Linked DNA regions of Homo sapiens: all the other regions are linked to region 5. Evidence: chromatin loops called from intact Hi-C (ENCODE). Cell type or tissue: IMR-90. All regions are shown on one strand.

Region 1 (4,000 bases), 85 kb after region 5:
TGGGGTGGGGTAGGGCATGGGGGCATGGCAGGAATGAAGGGTAGAGACAGAAAAGTTCTGGAAAACAAGATTTCCCACTGTGACTTTTCCATCTCCGTTTTGGGAAACATGGCCTCCTTGAATCTTTCCACCATATTCCTACCTCCCCAGTCCCCTCTGAATTTCATTTCATGCATACCCAACATCCCATGATGGGCTAAAGATGCCTCATGACTGGCTCTTGGGGCTGTGCCCACTGAAGAGGCCCTAGGGAGCTCCAAACACCATTGATTTAGAGCTCTGCCCTAATCCTAAATCAGGGGCATCTGGCATTGACTTAAATAGCAACTACTATAGTGGGAGATACCAATGGCCATGTGTCTTTAAAAAAAAAATACTTTTTTTTTTTTTTAGATGGAGTCTAGCTCTGTCGCCCAGACTGGAGTGCAACGGCGCGATCTCGGCTCACTGCAACTCTGCCTCCTGGGTTCAAGTGATTCTCCTGCCTCAGTCCCCTGAGTAGCTGGGATTACAGGTGTGTGCCACCACGCCTGGCTAATTTTTGTATTTTTAGTAGAGATGGGGTTTCGCTATGTTGGTCAGGCTGGTCTTAAACTCCTGACATCAGGTGATACACCCGTCTTGGCCTCCCAAAGTGCTGAGATTATAGGCATGAGCCACCACGCCTGGCCAAAAAATAGCACTTTTATAAACCATCCATTAGCATCAAACTAGAGTCAAGAAAAAAATTCCCTTTGCAGGCCTGTGCAACCCTGATGATCATTAGCTGCTGAAGTTCTTGAGGAGTGGAGAGGAGGAGGAAGATGAGCAGGGCATGATGGGCTATGTGGTTTGTATTAATCCGTCATGCCATTTTCTCACATGCTGCCCCTTCTGTCATTTCCATTTCATAGATGGCGACTCTCTGGAGCCAGACTCCCGGAGTTTCATAGCCTGGCTCCGATCCTTGTGTGAAAATGAGGATAATACCAATTCCAACCTCATGGGGCTACTGTGAGAACTTTACGCTTAGGATTCTGCCTGGCAGGTAGTGAAAGATTCAGTGGAATTACTATTATACTCTCCTGTCTCCTTGGATAAGGAGACAAACCTCTCAGTTGGTAATTTTTGAGGCCTTTAAGGCAAAAGGAATTTCTACTGTTGAAAGCCGGGCAGCCCACATTTCTTTCTTTTCAATTTGGCTTGATGACAAGTTGCCTCGACCTCTTGGAGGATGAGATGAAAGGCAAGAGGTCCCTTTTCTGTACACCGCCCCTCTCTAAAGGGTCCCGATAAGGGCCGAGAAAGGGACAGTGATAGCCACATTGCCTCTGAAGCTTTCAGAGGGCCTGCGCAGCTTTACTCAAATCTGGGTTCCCTCCTTAGAGTGTAGGCGCCAATCCTGGAGCAGTAGGCCATACATGCTGTACCTGCCTTCCACCCCCTGCTTTCTCCCCTGGCTGAGATGGGTCTGGGGACTGCTCTTTGGAGTTCATCACCTCACTGCTGTGATTGGTCAGAGCAGTTCCTGCCATGACATAGAGGACTCGTGTGTCCTAAAGAAGAGCCTCCCACCTCGGTGCCCTCAGCCCCAGGTCTTTCCCGATAATGCTGGCATTTTGTCCTAAATGCAAGAGTAGCACCTCATTAAGGGTGTTGGTGGGCAGGGGATTTCCTAGTGTAGACAAAGGAGGTTTTTATTCCACTGCTACTCCAATGGCTCAAGAGAGACCAGGCATCACACAGGCTGGCAGAGAATGCTGCATTAAAGTGACCTTTATGGACTAGAGGACATGAGGTTCCTGGTACCCACAAGATCCTCCTACTCCCAGTGCTAGCAGCTACAGAGACCAGAATAGAGATGACATCCGCTCTTCTGGAAGGGCCTCTGACAGTTCAGTTCAGAATGAGGATGGAATAAAGCAGATCTGGGAGGCTTACTCTAGGCTGTGTCACCCCCTCCATCCCTTGCACAGTGATCCCTGCTAGGCTCCCTCTGGTGGTGCATAGACTGGTTCTGTGGAATGCTTGAGAAGGACTAGCAGTGCATGAAGAGATAGGTGTTCCCCCAGTGGGAACCTCTTGGTGATATCAAAGATACACTTTCAGGCAAACATCCAGCAAGAGGCTGACTCTCAGTAGAATTTGCCACCTGTCATTTTAACCATATACTACTTTATGACTATTCTCAGCATTTTATTCAGAAGGAAAATGAAGACAGCAGAATGTATGCCATTCTCAATTTGATGACACTAGCTATTTATTGAGAACATTCCACATGGCAAAGTGGGGCTTAGGCACCTTAGATATGTGCAGGTTTTGCACTCTCACAGCACCCCTATGAGCTAGGACTGTGGTTATCCTATTCATCTTAGAAATGTGTAAACTAGGTTGCAGGCAAGATGGCCAAATAGGAAGATCTTTGGTCTGCAGCTCCCAGCAAGATCAACACAGAAGGGGGGTGACTTCTGCATTTCCAACTGAGGTACCCAGTTTATCTCATTGGGACTTGTTGGACAGTGGGTGCAGCTCACAGAGGGTGAGCAGAAGCAGGGTGGGGTGTCGCCTCACCTGGAAAGAGCAAGGGGTCTGGGAACTCCCTCCCCTAGCCAAAGGAAGCTGTGAGGGACTGTGCCATGAGGAATGGTGCATTCCACTCCAGATACTACGCTTTTCCCACAGTCTTTGCAACCCACAGACCAGGAGAGTCCCTCGGGTGCCTATGCCATCAAGACCCTGGGTTTCAAGCACAAAACTGGGCGGCCATTTGGGCAGACACCAAGCTAGCTGCAGGATTTTTTTTTTTAATACCCCAGTGGCACCTGGAATGCCAGCAAGACAAAACTGTTCACTCCCCTGGAAAGGGGGCTGAAGCCAGGGGGCCAAGTGATCTAGCTCAGAGGATCCCACCCCCACAGAGCCCAGCAAGGTAAGATCCACTGGCTTAAAATTCTCTCTGCCAGCATAGCAGTCTAAAGTTGACCTGGGATGCTCGAGCTTGGTGGGGGAAGAGGTGTCCACCATTACTGAGGCTTGAGGGTGGTTTTCCCCTCACAGTGTAAACAAAGCCACCTGGAAGTTCAAACTGGGTGGAGCCCATGGCAGCTCTGCAAAGCCACTGCAGCCTGACTGCCTCTCTAGATTCCTCCTCTCTGGGCAGGGCATCTCTGAAAGAAAAGCAGCAGCTCCAGTTAGGGGCTTATAGATAAAACTCCCATCTCCCTGGGACAAAGCACCTGGGGGATGGGGCAGCTGTTGGTGTAGCTTCAGCAGAATTAAACATTCGGCCTGCTGGCTCTGAAGAGAGCAGTGGATCTCCCAGCACAGTGCTCAAGCTCTCCTAAGGGACAGATTGCTTCCTGAAGTGGGTCCCTGACGCCCATGCCTCCTGACTGGGAGACACCTCCCAGTAGGTATTGACAGACACCTCATACAGGAGAGCTCTGGCAGGCATCTGGTGGGTGCCCCTCAGGGATGAAGCTTCCAGAGGAAGGAAGAGGCAGCAATCTTTGCTGTTCTGCAGCCTCTGCTGGTGATACCCAGGAAAACAGGGTCTGGAGTGGACCTCCAGCAAACTCCAGCAGACCTGTAGCAGAGGGGCCTGTTAGAAGGAAAACTAACAAACAGAAAGGAATTGCATCATCGTCAACAAAAAGGACATCTACACAGAAACCCCATCCAAAGGTCACCAACACCAAAGACCAAAGATAGATAAATCCATGAAGATGAGGAAAAACCAGTGCCAAAAGGCTGAAAATTTAAAAAAAAACCACACATCTCCTCCTCCAAAGGGTTACAACTCCTCACCAGCAAGGGAACAAAACTGGACAGAGAATGAGTTTGATGAATTGACAGAAGTAGGCTTCAGAAGGTGGGTAATAACAAACTCCTCCAAGCTAAAGGAGCATGTTTTAACTCAGTGCAAGGAAGCTAAGAACCTTGAAAAAAGGTTAGAGGAATTGCTAACTAGAATAACCAGTTTAGAGAAGAACATAAATGACCTGATGGAGCTGAAAAACAC
Region 2 (4,000 bases), 470 kb after region 5:
TCAATTTGCACTTCTATATTATCAGTGAGGCTGAATAACTTTTCAAATACTTAAGGGTCAATTTTATATCTCTTTTTGTAAATTGTTCATATCTTTTCTACCAAGCTTTTGGTGTTTCTTCTCAATTTTAATAGTTCTTTATACATTAGGGATACTAGCCCTTTATTTGGCTGTATATTGCAAATAATTTTTTTCAGTTGTCTGTTACCTTCTTATTTATCAGTTTTTAATGATCCTTTAATTCTCACATATAAAATATACTACCAAGAGCTTATTTCTCTTTCCTATTTACCTTTACCTCTCTTTTATCCTCTCTCTTTTGTTTGCATCATTACATTGTCAGAACATGTAATATTTCTACATTATACTTATATCTTTGTACCCATATTTCTTTTAATCTCATATCTATGATAAAATCTAGTAGATGTTTACCATATACCCCATTTCTGAAGTTTTCCCAGTTGTCCCTTTATTTAGAAAAAAAAACCATCCCTAGTAGACTTTACCTATTGTTCTAAGATCTGAATAAAGAATCCCCAATGCAAAATTTCTTCCTAGTTCCACACTCCCCACTCTGCACAGTTGCTCTATTGCTGTCTTACTTTGTATGTTGTTTTGGAGAAGTCTGACTCCAGTCTATGTTTTCCTCCTTGTAAATCATTTAATATTTTTGGTAGGAGGGCTTAAGAAAATTATTTTTTAGATTTCAAAATCTAATAGTTTTACTAGGATGTGCCTCAAAGTTCACCATTCCAGGTTGATTTTTCCAGCTACCCACTGAGCTCTTACTATATGCACATACAGGTCTTCATTTATTTCTGGAAAGTGTTCTCGAATTAAAGTTTTAAATATTAGCCCTGTTCTATTGTTTTCTTTTTCTGCTTCAGGGACTATAGTTTTTTTTATTATTATTATTTCGATAGTTTTTGGGGGACTGGTGGTTTTTGGTTACATGGATAAGTTCTTTAGTGATGATTTCTGACATGCTAGTGTACCCACAAAGACTATAATTAATATGTCTTCTTCTTTGCCTGTCTTCCATTTCAGCCACTTCTTTTCTGTTCCATTTTACTTTTCTGTGTGTCACTTTTCAATATCTTTTATGTTTTCCTACTTCAATATACCATAAAATTTTCATTTCAGTCTGTCCTCCCTTAGGCACTCTTTAATTTAGTCTTCATATTTATGATAATTTTCTCCTTTTCCTAATTTCTTTCCTGAGTTTAGTCAATCTCTTTTGATTTCTATAGCTTTTTGTCCACTTTGCCTTTAATGTTTTCATATCAACAAATGCTTAAGAATTCTAAATCAAGTTTGGAGCTTTTTATTACATTTTTCTTCTGCTTCGTGATGCTTTCTGAAGACAAATTTTTATCGGATGAAAATTTTGATTTTGATTTTGTTATAGTAGATAGCAGATTTGTATAGATTTATTCACTTTTGTCTAATCCATTTCGTAGATGTGTGGTGGCTTACAAAATTTTTAGTTCAATGGTGCCCTCTTCTGTCAGTGTAGCAGAGTCTAGTTTCTTTAATGGATATTTTGGGGATGGGGGAAGGGCCCAGGAAGGTGGGATTTTTTTTTTTTATGTGGAAATACCATATCACTAAGTAAAGTATTTCTATGTTTATCATTTTTACATAGGTTTTCATTCTATGACTGCATCTTAATGAATTTATTCCGTCCCTAATGATGAAAATCTAAATCGAACACATTGTCAAATTAATCTCCATAGAAACTGTACTAATATATACTCCTACTAGCAATGTGTAAAAAGGTCTACTTCCTCACAGCCTCTGATATGCTATATTGGCTAACATATCTAACATTTTACTCCACAATTTTACAGGCCTGTGAAAAATGGCATTACAGAGTAGTTTTATTTTATATTCATATTATGAGTGAGTTGAGCATTTTTCGTATGTTTAGGGACCATTTTCCTAAATGGTTCTATATTTTCACATCCTCTACCCTAATCTGGTACATTTCTAAATAACTCTTTGAACCTTGAATAGTTTCTGTAATGAACACAGTGCTGGCCCTTGTCTACAAAAGCTGCATTTTAAGAAGTAGAACAATTAGACAAGACTGAACACCTGACCTAGAGGAAGAAAAATCATAGGCTGAACTGATCCAAGCAGATTTCCCTTACCCTTAAATTTGAACTAATCCAAAACTGAGTCACTTAAGCTCATAAGTTCATAAGCTCTTAAGATAAAATATCCTGTAGATTTGGGATTTCAGTTTCCATTGGAGCTAGGACCACCGTAAGCCAAAGTAATCAGCTGGCTGAAGCTACGAGTAAAATGGGAAACAGAATGCTGATTGGCAAGCAGGAAAAAATGGGAAGGACACTCAGTGAAAAATAGAAATCAGAGATGGTATGACTCTGGAAGACGTGAGGAAGAGGCTTAGCTTGCTTCAGTGTGATGGGAATTTCTTTTTATTGTCTTTGATATTGCCTGTTGTAGCCTTTTTTAAAAAAAATTACTTTTTTCTTTGAATTAGTTTGTGTGAATTATTTTTTCCTTGATTAGAATGCCTTTCTTATGGAAAACACTAGTTTTGCTCTCTGTTGCTTCAGGGGTACAAATAAAGCCAATAGATGAAATATACAACGAATCAAAGTCTAACTTGATTATTCAACTTATGGAATGAATTCTCTCAGGAAGGTGAGTGCTTCCTCTTATTGGAACCATTCCAACACAGACTAGGCAATTACTAGGCAGCAATGTCAGAGAAAGGATACCAGTATCAAACGAGAGATTGAATTAGATGCTGTTTAAGCTTTATTTCACAACTGAAATTTTAAGAGTCTATGTATGGTCCTTTTATCTATTCAATGTTTGCTTATTGAATGAATTAAAGACTCTAAATCAAAAATACTTTTATTAAAATAAAATATATTTTGCTACTGGAAGGAATAATTCTTCCAAAACATCTAGAAAACAATTTTCTAGCTAGTGAAAAGGAAATCAGCCTGTAATATCTGGAACTAGTCTGACATGTGTGGCTGGGCTTCACTGTTGTTAAGAAGCTGGCCTTGTACTCACAGTTAGGCCATGTTATTTCCCTGTAGGACATAAACAATTTCACATGACACCAATATCAGAAAAGGTCACTCTGAGACCATGATAAAGTGAGACAAAACAACGTCAGTTTATAATTTTATCTTAGCATAGACAAAATCAAGGTCATTATGTCCCCCACGAAATACCCAACCTCCCTATCTCCTGGCTAATATGAGTGACTGCTGTTCCTTTACAAAAAAATAGCTTTATCCTCTTTCTTGTCTGCCCTCTCTGTTCACTGAGATACCCAGTCACGGAATTGTCCCCACTTTTTGAGAGTACCCAATCTAGAGCAAATCTCTGCTTTCTTGGACCCTCCCAAAAGTCACCCCACCAATGCTCAAATGCTATTATAGGTTCTTTCCAGCACCCTTGTATTGGTCTGCTCAGGCTGCCATATAAAATGCCATAGAATGGGTGACTTAAACAGTAGAATTTATTTTCTTACAGTTCTGGAGCCTGGAAGTCTGAGGTCAGGGTGCTACCGTGGTCTGTTTGTGGTGAGGGGTGACTTCCTGACTTGTAGATGGCTGCTGCCTTCTCGTTGTGTCCACATATGGCAGGGGTGGGAGGAAAAGGAAACTCCCACCATATCTCTTCTTATAACGGCACTAATCCCATCATGATGGCCACATCTTCATGACTTCATCCAAGTCTAATTACCTCCCAAAGGCCCCGTCTCTAAATACAATTACATCAAGATCAGGGCTTCAACATATGAATTTTGGGGGGACACAAATATTCACTCATAACAACACTATTACTGAGATGTCCCACGATTCCATGGGATTTATTCTCTTTCATTTTATCAAATAATAAATCATCAACTTGTTCAACTAAAAGTGTGTTTCTGGTGTTCCTTAACCAAAGAGCATTTTCATTAGAAAATGCTGCCTTTTGCAAAAGTTACTGCCATGTTGTTTCATTA
Region 3 (4,000 bases), 710 kb after region 5:
TTATTTTCTTTCCTAGATGGCTCTGGGATTAAAGCAAGTCTCAAACTCGAGGTAGAGTTTTGTAGCCAAGTTACAAGAGCTTGACAAAGTTTATCATGGGAACGCTGACGCCACCTTACAACAATGTGACTAGCACCACTATAATGTTATCAAAATATGTGGGAAATAATTTGTTTCAGTAATAGAGAAGAGAATATAAAATTGCCACACTGAAATAAAGTACATTTTCTAATTGTTTGCTGATTCTAACACAACAATTTTGCAAAACATGAAGTAATTTGAGGGAATGTAGAAATCCAGTTAGCACATACATGAGAGATATGGGCACGTGATATCCAACTTGTCTTGCTCCCTCTCTGAAACCAACTGGAATATTCCTGCAACATGCAACTTTTGTTTTTTAAGTATAAGTTCATCAAGAGGATTTAAAAAGAGGTAGAAAAATACTGAAGCCTGACCACAGAAAACAGGAAAAACAGCCGAAGGCCTCAATTTTCCAACCCAGGAATAGATAAAAAATACAACTGAAAATAGCTCAAGAAAGATATTACACAGGTCCTGGCTTTCCTTCATTTTGGAAGTGAGCAGGGAAAGCAGAACAAAGATGGGGAGAACGAATGCAAGAGCTGGTCTCTTACGGTCGCAAAGCTCCATCCTATTTGGATAGCCATGGTTTTACCTGCATTCATGACACATCACATCTCAGTATTGATTCAGAGAGTGGTCCCATTTTCTCATCTCTGGAAGAATCTCTGTGATCACTTCTTAACTTTTGGAAAGTAGATTAGTCCAGCTACTTCATCATCCACAGAGAAGTTAACCTCTGGGCTTCCCATATGTTCTAGCTCTTTAATGTTGAGCTCTTCCAGTTTCCGTAGCTCATCTCCACAGGGAGAGCTCTTCTTGGGAGAATGTGTCCATTCACGTTTTCTAACTATCATCATCTTGATAGCTTACAACTATATAGAACTTTCCATTTTCCACAACTCCTTCAAATATCCAACAGCACCTCTGTGCAGTAGTATTATTCTTCTCAGTTTACTGAGGCAACAGAGCCAGTATTAACAGGCTCACTATTTATATACATAATCCAACCTTACACTCACTCTGGAAAAAGGATTTATTGTAACTTCACAGTTATAAGAATTACATAAATGACTTCCCTATATAAGCAATATTTAACTGCTTTTGGACACCAAGACTTCATTTTGAACATTTTGTAGAAAATCCTTCTCAAAAGGCTTGTATGTCACAAAGCACTGTCAATATAATTTAACCTGTTCTCGAAGACACAAGGTTGTAATCAGAAACATCTGTTATTTTGTAATGATGTAAGATAGATTTGTTTCTTTGAGTCTAGCAATCCTCCCCTCTCCTCTTATCAGGCTATCTGCTGCAATTCTGCCTCTTACAGCCCTGTTTCTCTCTCAAATCCTCTCGCACAACTAAGTATTGGGAATCATAAATAAGAGAACCACAATTATTAAGAACTGCATGTTAGACAAAGTTCAAAGGATTACATAAAAATTAATGTTAATTAGTTTGGTTCAGAAACCTAAAAGTTATTTCACTTCTCAAAGAAAGCTGTTTTAAAAAACTTATTTTCTATCCAGAGCCATTTTAAGAAAAGAAAACCTGAAATTCCCAAAGTCCGAAATTCAGATAAGCTAGGTGTGTGTGAACTTTAATTTCCACTTTTATTCACATCTACCCAATTTCTTACATCATCCTGTAAATTATCTTCAAATAGGGTTTTAAGGCAGTCTAGTAATCTATGAGTAATAACTACTTTTTATCTATTGTTATTGATATTATATTGAATCATAGAATTTTTTAACAATTGGTTCCCCAAATTACTTTGAGTGATAGTTCAAGAAGAAAAAGAAAAAATTATCATTACCAAAGTTGACAGCTGATGTAAAAACATCATTTCAAACATCATTCATTTTAAAGAGAGATGGCTCCACTGGAATAGAAATCAGGAGGTCTGGTATTAATGCTAGCTAGCAGTGTGAATTTAGCTAAGTAATTTGATCTATCCAGTCCAAATAGTCTTTTTTTTTAATTAACAGATATGATTGAACAAATACAGTTTTTAAGGTCCTGCTCAACTCCCAGATCTTGATATTTACAAAAAAAAAAATTAGAATAGCAAAAATCTGTGACAAGCGTGACATCTAGTGGCTTTTCAGTTTATATACATCCTGACCTATCAAGAATTCCAACGAAGTCACCATTGATTACTATAGTCTCATGCATGCAAATATTTAGAATTTTTAACTTAGAGGAATCTAGGGGATCATATACTTCAACCTTCTCATTTTCCACTAGTGAAAACGGAGAACCAAAGTGGTAATTTTTGTCCATGCTTAAGGTCACAGAGGTAGAGGTTGCCCAAAGCCTACTGACTCCCAATCCAGCATGTTTGTCATTACATTTGTACCCTCAAAAGCCAAAGAAGGAAAGAAATAATACTTTAAAAAATTGTATTCCTTTGTACAAAATTATTTTCTAATATCAAACCTGTTAGTGATAATTACACTGTTTTGTAATGTTTGTTTACTTATTTAAGTTTTTCTATAAGTTTCATGAGGTTAGAAACCCCAGGCCTCACTCATCTTTGTAGCTCCAGCACCCAGGCCTATACTGACCCTATCACTGATGCCCTAATCTATCTATCTAGCTAGCTAGCTAGCTATCATCTATCTAATCTATCTCTATCATCTATCTAATCTATTATCTATCACCTATCTATCATCTCTATAAAGCAAGAATAGTACATTGTCAATATATCCTTTTTAAAATGTAGTGGGGAGTGTGTAATTTTATAAAATGAGCACATATTGTATATGATTTGTGTGACCAAAAGGAAAACACATTTATTGGGCTGGGTTTTCCCACCTTTCCTTTGAAAAACCAAGTATTTACCTTCTGCATTATTTTGGTGGGGCTGACCCAGTCTCCTGCAGTCCCAGTGAGTTCATGACCAAAGCTTGGCAAGTCTCCATTTGTCTTCCAGTGGGCACAGTGACTGGCTCAGGGACTTTTCCGGTAAAGCCACTGGGAAAGATGGCTCCTCTTCCTCTGGGATCTTGAGCTACAAAGATGTAAAGATAAAATAGAAAAATTAGTGGCCCTTTTCTCCTGGCACATGGAAATAGCTTTCGTAAAACTGAAGTTAGCACGTGAAGGGAAGCAGAGATAGAGACTGGATTCATCATTAAAGCCTCTGAATCTGGCCATGCCATTTTTTGTTTGTTTAAACTTGCTTGAGCGGGTTTCTGTCTCTTGAAATCAAGTGCTGATAATATTAAAATATATCACTCAAAGGCTGAGTGCAGTGGCTCATGCCTGTAATCCCAGCACTTTGGGAGGCCAAGATAGGTGGATACTTGACGTCAGGAGTTCGAGACCAGCCTGACCAATATGGTGAAACTCCATCTCTACTTAGAAAAAAAAAAAAAAAAATTAGCCAGGCATGGTGTCACGTGCCTGTAATCCCAGCTACTTGGAAGGCTGAGGAAGGAGAAGTGCTTACCTGGGAGGTGGAGGTTGCAGTGAGCTGAGATCATACCACTGCACTCCAGCCTGGGTTACAGAGCAAGACTCTTGTCTCCAAAAAAATAATAATAATTAAAATATATGACTCAAAAAAGCAATTTTTTGAGGACAAGCCTTTCAGTTCCCAACTGTTTCCATGCAAAACAAGGCAGTTTTATCAACTCAGCTTGAAAATAGGAAATCATATCCTAGATATGAGATACCAATTATCTCTTCCTCCTTCTCTTAATGCTTATATTGCAGCATCTGATTCAGCTATTGAAAATGTATTGCGAATCTTTTTTCAATCCTTTTTTTATCTTTAATTTTAGGTTTAGGGGTACATGTGCAGGTTTATTATATAGGCAAACTGTGTGTTTTGGAGGTTTAGCACACAGGTAATGTTGTCACCTGAGTAATAAGCATAGTACCTGATGGGTACTTTTCTGACCCTCTCCCT
Region 4 (4,000 bases), 140 kb after region 5:
ACTGCATCTTCTTCTCAGAGTGTTATAGAATTATTTTGTCGCCCAAGGTCACACAAATGGTGTTGAAATAGAATTGGGCTCTATTCTCATAAATCCTAGTCTAGGAGAATAAATAGCAAAAAGGAGAAGAGGAATATTTATTGGGTAACAGCAAGAGGAAGCCAAGAAAGTTAGAGAAAGAGTGACCTTGTGTTAGACAGAGAGGGCACTTGATGGGGAACTAGAGAAGCATGAAAAAGGGGAGAAGATTGGGTGTGTGGATCATTCAGTGAAAGCTGATGAGATGGTTTTGTTTGTTTTGCCTATTTTAAGGTATTTAATCACTATACTTCAGTCTGTTTTATCTAATTTGTACAAATTTATGGAGTACATGTGCATTTTCTGGGGTACATGTGCATTTTTGTTACATGCATTGATTGCATCGTGGTCAAGTCAGGGATTTTTGGTATTTGTCAGGATGTTTTTGAAGTCCAGCTGAATCTGGGTTTGCATATGGCTCTGGAAGCTTGAAAAAATTACCCTTTACCTTCTATCTTAATTTCCTCATCTAAAAAATAAGGACAGCCTTTGCCTCATCAAATGGGCATGAAGATTACATGAGAGAATGTAGCTGAGGCTGAGAGTAGGGGAGTGCATAAGTAAGAGCCTGTGCTACTGCTGCTGTGGGCCAGTGCGGCAGGAGGGTGAGGGTGAGGCCGCAGTAAGAGGGACAGGGATTGGCAGGTTGCTGTCTGCAACGCACTGAAGCAGGAAGGTGAGATGGGAGAGAGCGTGGAGTAAAGCTATCATAATAGGGGAGGAGAAGCATGGGCATGGGTGGGCTATTCCTGTATTAAATTCTTGCAGTGGAGGGAATTAAAGCATAATGGAATGTATTATTCTGTGCTCTGTTCTGTGGCAGAATTTAGCAGAGCCTCAATTCTTTTTTTTTTTTTTAATTGATAAAGTACCATTGTATCTCTGGGTCTTTATCTGTAAGCACTATTGAGTTGTGAATGTTAAAAAGAAATTAGGGTTACAGCCCCAGGGCACCATCTCTGAAGACCTTTGTGCTGTCGAGGAACAACAGGAGCATTGCTCTATAAAGCTCTGTATCTATTTATCATCTCCCCAGGGGCTGTTGTAGCCAAGTCACAGCGAAGACCTTTTAACATCTTCCCTAAAAGCTTTGTGCCCAGTTTGACTAATTCACAGCCCCGCTCTCCCAGCATAGCTTTTTCATCTCTCTTCTCTTTTACTACAGAGGTTCTCAATTAGGCTTTTGCGGAAAGGCTATCAGGAATAGCAGAGATTTTTCAAAGTACACATGCCAGCAGCCTGTCTGAACAGGCTTCAGTCATGGGTTCCTCATTGAGACAGTTGATCACATGCAGGCCTAAACTTTCCTTTTACACCTTGTAGTCACATCTCTGAATCAGTCACCTGTTATTTTATACCTGAGCTTGTGGAAACCTCCTCTTTGAGTCCTCATCGTCAGATCATGTCTCGTCGGTCCTTCATCTAAATTCCTTAATTAATCTCAGGGATTCAGCTGCATTCCATGAAGAATGGGCTTATAGTTTAGCCCTTATATTTTCAAGAGGTAATTGTAAATAACTTTGCAACTATTTTAAAACTTCATTGAAAAAGAACTGCAGATCCACTAGATGACAGGATTCAATCTTCCAACTTTCTGCAGAGGCTAAAATTTATGGGAAAGAACAGGGAATTCGCTTGTGACTCAGCAGTGTGACCAGCACTACTCCCTGGGAAGGGAAGAAGAAATCAATGGACAAGGGACCTGAAGGGACTTGTCAGACCCCAGGACACTCTACCTAGGAGGATAGAGTCATGACCATTTTCCCACTCCCTTTTAGGGAGGTCCCACAGTCCAAGGCATGGCCTAGATATATTGTTTCCAAGGCAAGAAGAACCCTCTGGGGGTATTGAAGAGAATATTCTAAGAATCTTTTAAATCAACAGCTTAGCCTCTTGACCATGAGGAATGTGCCCTCCCCAGGGATGCCTGGAGAAGACGGAATGTGCACCAGCCGCGGAGCCTTACCTCATCCTCCTCCCGTCTCTGCTGGCCTCTGCTCTGTAACGTGATAGCAGGACCTTTGTGCTCTCTGTATCTGCTCTCTGGGAGAAACTGTGAGCTGGACTAACTTGCCTTTCGTTTCATCCATTTCCACCTCCAGTGACACTCTACACCCTTATGCTGCCCCCTAGTTGCTCGAAGAGTATTTTGGGGATAGGCAGTATATCAAAGTTTGCAAACTGATAGACCACTTACAGATGTTTCATCTCGAGTCTTTTTTATTTTTAATTATAGGTACCAACATTTGTAATTCAGGAGATAAAATTCCACATTTCCAGGTTCTCTTGAAAAACAACTCCAAGTTCTAGCCTCAACAGACCACATTTCCTCAGGTCACAAAGCTATCCCTTTTAGTTGGGTCTGGGCTCTTCAGTTTGCATTTGCTACAATCCTTACTCCTCCCTTTTACTTTAAATGGATCTGTTTTACTAGATCATTATGACTATTTTTACCCATGTGCCCATAGATCATTTTCGACCTCCAGTGTAGAGATATGATTAAGCACACAGACATTCATCAGATTTGAACCTCAGCCTTAGTGATGGAGAGAACATTACTTAACACCAGACATCATATTTTTCTCATCTGTGAAATGGGGATAATAATACCTACCTCATAAGTTGTTATGGAATTAGATAATTTCTGCACAGCACCTAAGAATAGTATCTGGCTCATAGAAAACTTCCCATTAAGGACGGCTCTTTCTAATACACCTAATAGGGCACTCCTCTCAAAAGCTGTTCCAGGTGTCATGCACCTTTCCTAACCCCTTCCCTCACTTCTCATCTTCTCTCTGGTTGTTCCCAACTCATAAAAACAATCAATCAAAAATTTTAGTCACTCACTCAAAAATTTGGAATAGAATATCAACTAAGTGCCAGTCAATGTGTTAGGTACGGGGGAAAATAGTGCAGGGGAGATACATCTCTATGAGTAACACAAAGTCTCATGTCTCAAGGAGTTCATGACCTATGGTATAATAATGTTATATGTGATCAGAACTATAATTGAGCTATACATTAGGCCATGGATCACTAAGGAGGGCACAGCAATGAAAACAGTTGTTATAATCACTTGTATTTGTAAGTAGTGTGCTCCTAAACCAGCTCTCCTCCAAAAAAAAACAAAACAAAACAACTCTCTGTCACATTTGTCAATTTCTATAGTGTAAATACTTCTACTATGGCCAGTTTCAAGCTACCAATGGCTCAACGATTGACTCTTGTGGCTCCAGCACACACTGTTTGTACATACCTTTTTTATACAAAGCCCCTTTACAAGCACTCTCCTAGCCATAGCTCTGAGCAGGCACAGCTTGGATTATTGTCTATTTCAGAAAGAGAAACTGAGGCTCAGAGAGTTTTGTGACTGTCCCAAGATCACAGAGATGGTGAATACAGTACCAAAGAACAAGGCTTCTCACTTGACTGCAGCCCTGCCCTGTACAGTGCTCCTTCAACTTTTTGGGACACTGGAGAATTAAAAAAATTTACTACCTATGCACCTTTTGTACAAAGCTACAAGAAGACATGTTTCACTAAAATGTGGGAGTAACTAAGAAAGAGGAAGAATGTGATGCAGGCAATAGGCATCCTGCACAAGAGAAAAGTGCAGGGAATTTCAAGGATGTCATTGGTTTTTTACTAAAAAGTCATCTTATGGGGACAGCCTTGCAATAGGTCTAACGTTCAACAGATTCAGACTGAAGTATGTCAGAGGCCCGGAGGAGAATTTTTTCAAGAAGAAAAATTAAATAAAAGGTTGCAGATGTATTCAGAGGAAATGTACCAAACTGGGAAGAGTTTGGTGGTGAATAACAAGTAGATGCAAAAATAAGCAAATGAAAAGACAGAATAATGATTAACTCTAGGAAAAATCAAAGCAGGACAAATAAGGTAACATCATTGTAGCATAATATAG
Region 5 (4,000 bases):
TAGGTGGGTTCTTAGTTTAGAGGTTGCAGCCAGGATGCCAAGGGAGAAGAGTTGCAGAGACTGTTACAGTTGGTGGTGGAGAAAACTTACTTCTGATAGAATTTCTAATACACTTCAAAGAATCACATGTTAGTTTTCCTATATTAATGCTGTCTTTCCTGGTAGTGAGAAATAACATATAGACAGTAATTTCATTTCATAGAGCTGGAAAATAAACCGTTGAATACTTTATAGAAAACTTGCCACCTTATTGTAGTAGCTTGCCACCTTATTGTAGTAGCTTTAAAAAAAAAAAAAAAAAAAACAACCCAAACAACAAAACATGGTTTGTGGATATTAAGTAAAACATTTCTAAACCTCATAAAAAGTCTATTAGTTTCTGAAATATCCTGTTTAGAGCTAACATTGTCTTTCTTTCAAATGGCTAATTTTCTTTCATTTTGCAGCATTTTCCCATAACTTTCCTTTGGTTTCATTCAACAACTGAAGCCAGAAAGGAAGCACCTAGTAAAAAGGTTACCACTCTTTTGAATGTTAAAAAAATACTTATTTTTCCCCATTTCAGTGTTTTACAGAATTGAAAGAAATAATATTTAAAAATTGAGTCAAATAAATAAGTTATTTCTATTTTTTCCTTTTGATTCATTTTTGTGATTAAAGTGCTGCAAAAATTCTATTACAAAATGTTATTTTTGGGTTTATTGTGCTGTATTAGCCTCCAAACTTAGCTATATATATATATAAAAATTTGATATAAAGAATGTTATTACTTAGAGTAGAAATTAACTTTGTTCCTAACACTTTCACATGATGTAACTGGTGGTCCTTGGTTTACTTTGAATACAATCCCATTTAAAAATATTCTCAGGGGATGAAGAGGTATTTAAGTATATCACTTATACTGTTTGGGCCTTAATTCATCTAGAGAGTAAGGGGTGTCAGGCTGGGTGACTTAAGTCTTCTGGCCTGAAGATTTAGAACTACTTATTTACACAAACTTTCAGTTGGTTGCAAAAATTCTAACTTGATGGAAAGTAAACAAACCCGTAACTTTGAAATCCATACACTTACATTACTTGGTGGGTCTTCCCATAATCTTGTGACTCTTTTCATTTGAAAAGGTTTTTTAAAAACCCTAATTGTTGCTCACTGGAATTCTTAAGGGGTGTTTTGAGCTTCAGCAAAAGCATAACACTGGCTTTTTTTTTTTTTTTAATTCGTTCCGCTGCTTGGTTTGGGGTCTCTTCCCTTCCGCAGCTTGGTCTTGTTGCTGCTCTTGAGTGTGACAAACTGCAAGTCGAGAGCTCTTGTCCAAAAGCTGCGGAGAGGCTACGGGCACTCACCCTTACTTAAGCGCACTGCCCTGCTGTTGAACTGCAGGCGAGGCTAGGTAGCATCTGGGATGGGACAGGCGTTCACACCGGTGCCACTGAAACCCCAGACTCTCCGCATAAACCCACACCACACGCGGCAGAATCATATCGCCATTGGCTGGTGTTCCGCAGACACAGGGCATACCGCAGAGTAATAGGAAACACTGGTTCCTACCACTGTGGCCAGTGGTAGGACTGGGTCTCCGAGGCAGGACCTTTCTTGGAGTCTCGGAACCCCAGCACAGTGCCTGGCAACCAGTTTCGAAATCCATTAAGACCCTTGGAATTCATGATTTAGTTCTTGTTTTGTTGTTGTTCTTTTTCTTTTTTTTTTTTTTTAATCTGTGCTGCCATAAACGCCTGCCCTTCTGCAAATTCAGGAAAGATTTAATTGCTGTGGAGCACTAAATCTCAATTTCCAGTGTGTGTGGATTACCCTGTTTGTGGAATTAAATTTTATACAGATGTCTCTTTTGCTCCTGGTTAGTGGCTCTAATTAAATAAATGGAAATTCTCGCAGGAATTAGAAGCTCCTACTTAACAGTGAAGATTTCGGGATCACAGTGCATAATCTGAATATAAATGACCCAGAAGCTGAAACATTACCCATAATCACATTGACGGTTCCAGAAAGAGCGATAAGGAGAGTGCTGTTAAGGGAGGCGAGCGCTGACGCCAGAAGTTGCCATATCCCCAGAAACCCCAGTTTGCCTTTTCACCGTCGCAAGTGAGAACCAGAGCGCGTTAAAGGCCTCGGAGTAAAAAACGCAGCGTCTGGGACTGCGGCACCCGGGTTGAGTCGGGTGCAAGTTTCTGCCGAAAGAGGGCGTCGGTCTGAGACTAAAAGAAATTTGTGGACACGGACGCCTAGTCAAATGAAAGACCATTTTAACACATTTTCAATGTATTTAAATGTGCGGGACTTAATTGTCAGAATTCTCCCGCCCAGTGTAGCCCGTTCACATTGCAAATGACTTGGCTGCAGTAGGCACAGAAGGTCCAGTTCCATTTTGACCCGCCCCGCCGCGCGGCGGACTCCCGCGATGCTCCTCTGGTCACGGACTTCTCCAGAGCCGCTTCCCTCCGGTCTCCACCGCTGCTGTGGCTATGGCCAGTGGGAGGACTGGGTCTCCGAGGCAGGACCTTTCTTGGAGTCGCGGAACCCCAGCACAGTGCCTCGAGCGCTCCAGAGAAGGAGCGGTTGGATCTTTGAGCACTCAGGTTGGAGGGGAGCGTGTGTCGTACCCGGGGGACCTACCGGGAACGTTTTGGGAAAGACAGTCCCTTTATTTAGGTACCTGGTTTAGCAAACAAAGCCCCGAGGACGCTTTGGGGATGCTTTCCAAGCTTTGTGACACCTCCAGAAGTTGAACCATTCCCTCGCCTTTGGGAGCAACAAGTTTCACTTTCCTGCTCTCAGTGCGCTGACAGAGGGTCCGTGAGCTGGGACACTGTGACCTCGGCACCGCTGCGATTCCAGCGCAAACCTGCGTGGCCCAGGGGGAGGGGGCTGGCGCGGGGCTGAGGAAGGCGGGGTGTAGGTGACGCCCGGGCCAGCCGGGCACACCAGGTCCGCGATGGAGCCATCTGCACTGGGACCTTGGTCCTTGTTCCCTGACCTTGCGCCGAGGGACCAGGAAGGTCAGGTGCTCGCCCCGCGTCGGTGCTTCAGGAGGGAATGTGGCCAGAACGAGAAAGGTGAGAGCAAGCGGCACCTAAGGATTTTTGCACCGAAACCACAATTTCTAGAACCATCCCTTTCCCCCAGTCCTGGTTTTTTTTTTTTTTTGCACGGTGTGTGTGTGTATATGTGTGTGTGTGTGTGTGTGTGTATGTGTGCGTGCGCGCGCGCATTTCTCTACTTTAAAGCACGTTTCCTTTTTTGAAGCCAGGAGCTGGAGAGCGTGGAAAGGGAGAGGCGGTGATCGCACAGGCACGCGGCGTGGTGGGGGCTCTTGCCGGTGCAGACGTGGGCGATTTCAGCTTTAAGGAAAAGGCAGAGGGCCTGCGGGGAGTGGTGGTTAGGGACAGGGGCGCGATGGGTAGTGAAGGGGTGCAGGGAGGAGCCCTGATGTAAGAATGTTAATGAGAGACTCCCCCAGCCCAGCCCCCACATCTCCCCACCCCCACCCACCCCACCCGCTGGAAACACAAGCCCGGCCTCGGCGCGCCATGTGTGGTAACACGCTCAGCCGCTGCCACGCTATTTAAACGCGGGCTATGGATCCAGGAACCGGCGCGAATCAATGAGATCAAATGCGAGGGAGATGCACCGTCAATTACAAACACTTGGACAAGTCTAACTTTTTTTTTCTTCTACAAAAACGCTTTCAAAAGCAACCTTAGCAACGCCCAAATAAGAAGCCACCTCTAAGCAAAATAGTATATGTATAAACGGAGGGCGAATATATACAAGTATATATATATGTATATTACAGACGCACAGGTTTACACCCGGTGAACTTTTTCTTTTTCTTTTTCTTTTTTTTTTAAGAAAAACTAGTGACATTGCAGAGAAGGACGCTTCCTCTCTATCTTTTGGCGCATTAGTGAAGGGGGTATTCTATTTTGTTAAAGCGCCCAAGGGGGCGCAGGGACCTTGGAGAGAAGAGTGGGGAGGAAAGAGG
Region 6 (4,000 bases), 590 kb after region 5:
AACCCTTACCTGTAAGTGTAACGTTCTTGTATCGTTTCCACCCTGAGAGCACACCAACAGACAACACGAGGCGGTGTGGAGCAACATGCTGTTTTAATGACGGCCTGGGTGCAGGCGGGCCCCAAGTGACGACTGGGCAAAGTTTTATAGTCTCCTGTAAACAGTAAGTGTCACAGTCCGATGTAACTGCTACGTTGTACCCGGATGGCCTTTTTCTGGATCTTCGTGTCTTCCGGCCAGGGTAGGTGTCTTCCCCCGGCTCTCTTCCTGCTTCTGCTATCGCGCACCCTGCTGGCGCACCCTGCTGGCGCACCCTGCTGGCGCACCCTGCTGGCGCACCCTGCTGGCGCACCCTGCTGGCGCACCCTGCTGGCGCACCCTGCTGGCGCAAGTTGCGCCTTGGGACTGGGCCTGAAAAGGGAGGAGTTATTCATCTTAAGCTTTCAGGCCCGGGGAGAATCTTACAGTAAGCCCTCTGGGAGTTTGAGTCTTAAGCATGAACTGCCTGATTCTCCTTGCTTGGCACTCTGCAAATAAACACTTTCCTTTCTCCTGCTGCAAACCTCAGTGTGGATATCTGGTCTTCCTGCGCTGGGTGAACAGCGGTTTGATACCAAAAGCTCCAGAGAAACTGCAACTAAATTCTTAGATGCATCTAGTACTATCTGTTAACTAAATGAATAATATAGTTTGCTCACAAAAGTATTCCTATTTAAAAAATATATATATATGTGTGTTTTGTGACTAATAAAATACCAAGTCAGGTACAGTGTTACTGAATTCATAGTTGCTTTTTGTCACTATGTGTTTTCATTGTCAACATACACTATAAATATAACTATTATCATGCAACATTCCTTCAGTTTATTTTCTCCATCTTATAATTTTCAGACAGACTAGGAAACACTACCCCCAAAATATCAAATTACTATCAGCATAATTTCCTAATAAACCTGTTCACCATGCTCATCTCAGAGTTCTGGGTAAAGTGATTTCTAGTTGCAACACAGTACATATGGACTTAAAAAGTTTGTAAATAAAACCATAAAAGAAAAAATATAAACTAATGATTATTTTTTAGTGAAAGGAATAGACTTGATGAATGTAAAGGAAAAAATATGACTATGCTACCCAGTAAAATGCCAATAGTCTTTCAAGCAGGTTTCTAAAATCCTAGCAACTCCCTGGAATTCACAATTCAGTAACCCAATATTTGAAGAAAGAAAAAACAAGAAAATGAACAACATGCTAGCATATCACTCCTTCCATAATTGTTGCTCATGCACACCAGAGCATGGATGAAGCTGAATGCACAACTTTTATGTTTAAATTGATAAAGGTAAAACTAAAGAGGGAAAGGGCTAATTAAGCATGTTCTTCAGCATCTTGCAAACTGAAAAAAAAAAATTACAAATAAGAAGTAAATTTTGAAAAATGAAAACTAACTTCTTTGGCAGAGAAATAATTAAATATTGAGCTGTTCCTAAAGGATTATTTTAGAAAACTCCAAATTTTTACTCTTAATTTTTACTCTCAATTCTCACATAATTTTTCGGTACAATATTGTAAGACACGCAAAATATTACTTAAACGTGTTTATAAGAAATAGAAAACTTTCATCGCAGAGGGTTTGATCACATGATTCCCCAGTTGCCCAAATCATCCTTTCTTTGAAGCGCATTGGTGATAAGGGAGATAAAAATAGTTTAAAATTCCACCCTGCTTATGGGATTTTTTTTAATATTAAGCGATCCCTCAAATTCCCATTTAGCTGTAACCCCCAAGGCAGTCTATTTAAGTTAAAAACACACACATACACAAAAAACAGGCAGAAGCAGTCAAGTGGAAAAACAAGAAATAAGAGTATTGAGACTAGTATATACTATTTTTTTAGCAAATCACTTCAACTCTCTGGGTCTCATGTACCTAGTTGTAAAATGCAGAAGTAGGATTGCTAAAAATCTATGATTCTACAGTCAACAAAGCATAGGAGGTCTCTTTCCTTGTAGCTAGAGATGTGGTAAGGACAGAGTCTCCCTAACCGCAACACTGCCCAGCTCACATAATTTCACTCCCTCAGGCTAAGCCTGTCAGCATGTCTTCTGGGGAACAAAGAGAGAACTCTGATGAAATTAGGGCAACTAATACCCAAGGGACAATTACAATACAGTGATTATCTTCTACAATTACTGGCTTTTAGTTTTCTCAAAGACTTCAGGTTTATCTATGCTGAATCTCCTTTGGAGAGATCCATGATGTCTCGAAGCAACATAGCTAAATTCCTTTTCATCTAAAAGTCATAGCTTTTGACAGATGCTATCATGGAAGGAAAGAAAGCACATTCTGTACCAGCTGCAATTACAGTTGAAGCATTAAAAAAGAAATGTTAGAGGTGGTGGTGCCATCTAGCTGCTGTAACGGTGAGACGTAACCTATTTTTATAAACTCCTGTAGGAAAGCACATATTCTGATCGTTTTCTATAGGCAATGAAAGGCATAATCTTTCTTTCTGTGTAATATCTCCTTGTAGAAAAGTAAACAGAGGCTCAGAGAGGTCAGTCAGCTAGTCAGCTAGTCAGTAGTAGAACCAGGATCAGAGCCTGGTTCTTTTGATTCCTCTTTCCACTTCCTCACCACTAATGAAAGACAGGTCCCTAATCTTCAAAGCAAGTTCTGCTTTCACATCGCCTCTCCACACAGCAAATAAATCACTACATTACAGAAGTATTCTCCCCTTCTTCCACGTGAAGGAAAATGATTTACTAGTCACCCTCTGAAAACCTATTTCTAAGAAGATCCCCTAAAAAGGAGTCAAAGGTATCTGAAAACTTCCAAAATTAGTAACTAGACAGTTTTGTTTTCCACTTGGAAATCCCTATAACCAGGTTCCAAAACCACCACAAAGCTTGGCCCTGTCATACCAGTATTGAAGATTTCCTCCCTGCTAACACGTAGGAGGACTGACTACACTAAAGCAGAAACATAATCTTTCTCTTTTTCTTCTAGTCACACTTGTATTGCTGTTCCCCAACAAAGGCATTGTCAGAAATGGAAGAAAACGGATTCAATGTCACTAGCCCCTGAGGCCCTCTCCCCAACCTTGCGCCCACAAAGAAACCACTCTCCTTGAACAGAGCAGCACTTCTAAGAAAGTTCCCCAATAAATATATACCTGCATTCATACACGCATATCACCACCACTTTGCTTGAAACCCAGGATATTTTTTTAGTTACAAAAGTAATTTTTTTGTGACTTTTTTGTAATAGTTTAATGAATATAGAAGAGTTTAAAGAAAAAAACAGTTTCTAGCTTCCCTACTCAATCCCATTTTCTTGACAAAATCACCATTAATAATTTGGTGTATAGATTCTTTATATTTTTTATGTTTTATGTTTGTGTAAATATATGTAAAGTATACATATTTATACTGTTTTCTTTCTTCTTCTTCTTTTTTTTTTTTTTTTTTTTTGAGATGGAATCTTGGGTCTGTTTCCCAGGCTGGAATACAGTGGCATGGTCTCAGCTCACTGCAACCTCTGCCTCCTGGGTTCAAGTCATTCTCCTGCCTCCGCCTCCAGAGTAGCTGGAACTATAGGTCCACGCCACCATCCCCAGCTAATTTTTATATTTTTGTAGAGATGAGGTTTCACCATGTTGGCCAGGCTGGTCTCAAACTCCTGACATCAAGTGATCCACCCACCTTGGCCTCCCAAAGCCCTGGGATTACAGGCATGAGCCACTGCGCCCAGCCTATAGAGGTTGTTTGTTTGTTTGTTTGTTTTCCGTGAAATTAGACTAAGCATTTTACTCCAAAATTTGCTTTTTATTCCGTTTATCTTTCTGGATATCCTTCCATGTTGATATGTATAGCCTTAACTCATATGGTTTAATAGCCAAATATGGCCAGGCACGGTGGCTTGCCCTTGTAATCCCAACACTTTGGGAGGCCAACGCGGGAAGATTGCTTGAGCCTAGGAGTTTGCAACCTGCCTGGGCAAC
Region 7 (4,000 bases), 660 kb after region 5:
GCTTAGTAATTTCTAGTTTTTTATTTAAAGTTAGAGACATGCAATTCTTCCTTTCATGTGAACACTTAGAGGCCATTGTAGGGTTATTAATTGGCCTAATTTCAACATTGCTGTCTCTCAAGGAATAGGGAGGCCTGAGGAGAGGGAGAGAGAAAGGAAACAGTCAGTCAGTGGGGCAGTCAGAACCCACACATTTATTAAGTTTGCTATTTTATAGGGGCATGGTTTGTGGCACCCCAAAACAATTACAATAATAATATCAATGATCACTGATTATGGATCGCCATGACAGACATAATAATCATTAAAAAGTTTAAAATATTGCAAGAATTACCAAAATGTGATACAGAGACATGAAGTGAGCACATGCTATTGGAAAAGTGGCACCACAGACTTCCTTGATGCAGGGTTGTCACAAACCCTCAATTTGTAAAAAACACAGTATCTTCAATGCACAATAAAATGAGGTATTCCTATGTACATTCTCTAAAATTCATCAAATTGTACACTTAAGATCTATGCATTCAATCGTTTGTAAATATTACCTCAAATTTAAAAAAAGCTACTTCTACATACATATATTTCTCTGGTTTCTCAACACTGTTAACTACAGCACATAGATATTTCTTAAGAGTTGAGAAAATTGAAAGTTCTAAGAGGGCATGTTCACTGATACATGGCAAAGCTAATGCTAGAAGTAGGTCTCTTGATTTCTCGTCCAACATGACTTCAAATACAAGAGTAAACTGAGACAACATAAAGCACAAATATTACTGAAAAAAGAGAGGAGGCAACAGAAGAATTGCTAGCCTTGTTTGAAGAAAATATGGAGGAGATAGAGAGCATCACAGGACAGAAGGCTATGTGGGTGAAGTGGGAGTTATCCAAGTCCATTGCTAATATGCTCTGACTTACTTAATGCAGGTGGCATCTGCTCCTCTCTGCCAAAATGTCTCAAGCTATTGAGAGCAAGAACCATATTGTTCTGACTCTTTAATCAGGTCCCATAGCAACGGCATGCAGTAAACTCCAGGCATAAATACTGTCACTTCAGCTTTTCCTCTGGGTCATCAAATTCTGCTTCTTTATCACTTCTCTCAACCCCTTCCCAATGAGGAAGGGACACTGTTAAGTCTCCCTTGGATAAAATCTGAGCCACTTGACTCTACTTTTCCTAATGGCAGATGCCTTGAAACCAGGAGAAGCATAAAAAACTTTGGGCTTTCTGTGGGATAGGGTGAGTGTTTAGTGATTAAAATAAAAGTCCATTGTGCTTTATTCTTCCCTCCAGATCTTATCAACATGGAAAATAATGCCCTTTACACAATGGCAAGGAAAAGTACAATGTGGTCTTTAATCTGTCCTTCATGTAAACACATGAGCCATTCGGCACCAAGTAAGCAAAGAGCAGTTTTATTAAGTGGGCAAGGGGGTGGGGGGTGCGGGGGGGATCCTGTCACTTTCACACAATGCATCAGAGCTGGGCTGTGTAATGTCACTATAGTCTTAAGGTAGAACTACCCACTAAGGAGTTCTAAACTGCTCCTGTTTTTATTGGCTTGGATAGCCTGTGGTTTAACTGCACGTAGCTGAGTGACTCAGTAGAGTTCATTGACGTACACTACCCTCATTATCTACAATGCACTAGCTTTTAGGACTGGAAGGTTCCTTAAAGATCCAGGGTGTGGGGAGTGGCAGATGGAGTGGGGAAGGGTCAAAGGTGAGGAGTGGTCCAGTTTCACTACAGATCTGTCAGAGCTTGTGACCTGCATCTTTCCTGTGGATCTTAATATACCATTGAGTCTTTGATTATTTCCTGTTCTGTTAGTCTCTAATTGCTCCATCCGTGGTGGCTTTGCTTGCCTAACTACATCAAAAGCTCCCAGGAGGAGATCTTATTATAGTGCTAGGCCACAGCAGACAGTAACTACATGCCTTTCTCACAATTCTCATGTCTGGCACCTACTATGTGCCAGACAATGGATTCTTACAATTACCCTATGAGAGAGGCACTATAATCCTCACCTTACAAATAAGAAAGCCAAGGCTAACAAACTAGGACATGGCAGAGCTAAGATTCTATCTCACGTCTAACTTAAAATCCCATGGACTTTTCATTAATCCATTTCATTAATCATGACATTTCCATTATAAGAAAACTTTTTGTAGCTACCATTACCTATGTAACTCTCAAACTTTAGTAACTGCTTCCTATTACATTAAATTAAAACTTTCCAAGCTACCTTTTTGCATTATTTATCTTAGCCATTCTTTAAAAATTAGGAATTGTCGGCCGAGTGTGGTGGTTCATGCTTGTAATCCCAGCACTTTGGGAGGCCGAGGCTGGTGGATCACCAAGTCAGGAGTTTGAGACCAGCCTGGCCAACACAGTGAAATCCCGTCTCTACTAAAAATACAAAAATTAGCTGGGCGTGGTGGCAGGCACCTATAATCCCAGCTACTTAGGAGGCTGAGGAAGGAGAATTATTTGAACCCAGGAGGTGGAGGTTGCAGTGAGCCGAGATGGCGCCACTGCACTCCAGCCTGGGTGACAGAGCTAGACTCCATTTCAAAAAAAAAAAAAAAAAGGGAATTGTCCCAATGACCAATGGTTGGGATTTTTTACTTGTCCTGCTGGATCCATTTTCTCCATTTTTCACCCAGCTCTGTCCCCTGAAAGTCCAGGCCTTTATGAACATCATTCAGTTCTCTTCCCTCTGGATTTCACTTGGGTTTAGCCAATGGGAGGCACTGGATGGAGGTCAAGGAAGGGAAGAGAGTGATGATGATGACAATGTTTTTTCTTGATTTTATAATTCTGACATGACTAGACACTGCAGAGCTTCATTGGCTTGGCTGGGATCCTCTACAATGGCCACAGCACCTATCCTGTGGTTGTCTTCTAGAACCATGGCTATTCTCTTTAAGGCCAAACTTCTCCCTTCAGTTGCCCATTCAGTTTTAGGGGTACCAACTTCTAACTCACTGTTGCAAACCCCAGGGTGCTTCACCATTCCTTGTTACTTTCCCTTATAACCAAGTTACAACTATGTAAATAGTCCCTAGGTTGAACTTTCCTTGTTCAAAGTGGAAATTGTTCCATTTGATGATCTCACTTATTTCCCGCAGGGACTCAGATTGCTACAACCTGAGCTCTGAAATCTGTTTTAAATCACTGATGAAATGTAAAATGTCTTTTCTGTATACATTTACACATTAATTCCACAAATATGTATTGAGCAACTATTGTGTGCCACATACTGGGGAGCAGATGTGGCCACTGCTCTCCTAGAGCACATAATATAGTAGGGTAGATAGATATAAATGGGTAATCATACACACTAATGAAAAACTACAATTGTGCCATGCGCTTTGAAGGAAATGCACATGGCCCATTGAGAGCTTATGATGGGAGTCAATCTAGTCAGGGAGATCAGAAAAGGCTGGTATGAAAAAGAAAAACTTGAACAGATATCAAAAGGACAAACAGTTGTTTATTGGGCATAGAAGGAAAGAAAGATCATTCCAGGCAGAAACGAATGGTTGATAAAAGCCAGTACACAGGAACAGAGAAAGCAGGAGGGCACTTGAGGAAAAATGAAGCTGAAGAGGCTTTGTAGACCATATTAAAAATCTGTCTTTTTTTTTTTAGATGGACTTCCGCTCTTTTGCCCAGGCTGGAGTGAAGAGGCACAATCTTGGCTCACTGCAACCTCTGCCTCCCAGGTTCAAGCAATTCTCCTGCCTCAGCCTCCCAAGTAGCTGAGATTACAGGCACCCGCCACCATGCCTGACTAATTTTGTATTTTTAGTAGAAACGGGGTTTTGCCGTGTTGGCCAGGTTGGTCTAGAACTCTTGACCTCAGGTAATACACCCTCCTCGGCCTCCCAAAGTTTTATGATTACAGGCGTGAGCCACCACGCCTGGCCTAAAAATCTGTCTTTATCTTCTAGTTGCAATGTGAAGATTGAATTGGAAGGCCAGAGTGAATAAACATAG

What was found. Hi-C counts contacts between places; a loop is a spot of excess contacts. Peaks named below come from ENCODE experiments on the same cell type or tissue, not always from the same donor. Only the 100,000 strongest peaks of a DNase experiment are listed, where the experiment ranks them.
Region 1: a loop joins it to region 5, with 3 times the contacts of the local background. A loop is called at or near these places in 9 of 110 quality-filtered maps.
Region 2: a loop joins it to region 5, with 8 times the contacts of the local background. A loop is called at or near these places in 39 of 110 quality-filtered maps.
Region 3: it touches region 5 in a loop (7-fold over the local background); 50 of 110 quality-filtered maps call a loop at or near these places.
Region 4: it touches region 5 in a loop (4-fold over the local background); 43 of 110 quality-filtered maps call a loop at or near these places.
Region 6: it touches region 5 in a loop (5-fold over the local background); 45 of 110 quality-filtered maps call a loop at or near these places.
Region 7: it touches region 5 in a loop (2.5-fold over the local background); 8 of 110 quality-filtered maps call a loop at or near these places.

What each region holds. Positions count from the first base shown.
Region 1 is chr5:32,792,339-32,796,338 of GRCh38, forward strand. No RefSeq gene overlaps it. Among named protein-coding and RNA genes, the nearest start is that of NPR3, 83 kb to the left of the region's middle. In IMR-90, a CTCF peak has its summit at 1,968 (motif pointing left); no DNase peak of the experiment used is centred here.
Region 2 is chr5:33,179,597-33,183,596 of GRCh38, forward strand. No RefSeq gene overlaps it. Among named protein-coding and RNA genes, the nearest start is that of LINC02160, 48 kb to the right of the region's middle. In IMR-90, a CTCF peak has its summit at 1,505 (motif pointing left); a DNase peak (open chromatin) is centred at 1,495.
Region 3 is chr5:33,421,050-33,425,049 of GRCh38, forward strand. TARS1-DT (TARS1 divergent transcript) reads right to left here. Exons shown (of 3, transcript XR_001742630.2): 2 at 2,929-3,097. Among named protein-coding and RNA genes, the nearest start is that of TARS1-DT, 18 kb to the right of the region's middle. In IMR-90, a CTCF peak has its summit at 2,191 (motif pointing left); a DNase peak (open chromatin) is centred at 2,182.
Region 4 is chr5:32,850,609-32,854,608 of GRCh38, forward strand. No RefSeq gene overlaps it. Among named protein-coding and RNA genes, the nearest start is that of LINC02120, 95 kb to the right of the region's middle. In IMR-90, a CTCF peak has its summit at 2,199; a DNase peak (open chromatin) is centred at 2,063; H3K27ac peaks cover 533 bases.
Region 5 is chr5:32,707,713-32,711,712 of GRCh38, forward strand. NPR3 (natriuretic peptide receptor 3) reads left to right here and starts at 3,609. Exons shown (of 8, transcript NM_001204375.2): 1 at 3,609-4,000. RefSeq lists an enhancer at 3,970-4,000. In IMR-90, a CTCF peak has its summit at 2,204; DNase peaks (open chromatin) are centred at 2,219, 2,449 and 3,269; H3K4me3 peaks cover 1,972 bases; H3K27ac peaks cover 1,704 bases.
Region 6 is chr5:33,297,723-33,301,722 of GRCh38, forward strand. It overlaps LOC124900637 (a long non-coding RNA gene), which reads right to left and starts at 251. Exons shown (of 2, transcript XR_007058725.1): 1 at 10-251. RefSeq lists an enhancer at 1,947-2,472. In IMR-90, CTCF peaks have their summits at 390 (motif pointing left) and 2,400; a DNase peak (open chromatin) is centred at 2,389; H3K27ac peaks cover 160 bases.
Region 7 is chr5:33,368,703-33,372,702 of GRCh38, forward strand. No RefSeq gene overlaps it. Among named protein-coding and RNA genes, the nearest start is that of TARS1-DT, 70 kb to the right of the region's middle. In IMR-90, no CTCF peak of the experiment used is centred here; DNase peaks (open chromatin) are centred at 1,619 and 3,159; H3K27ac peaks cover 2,247 bases.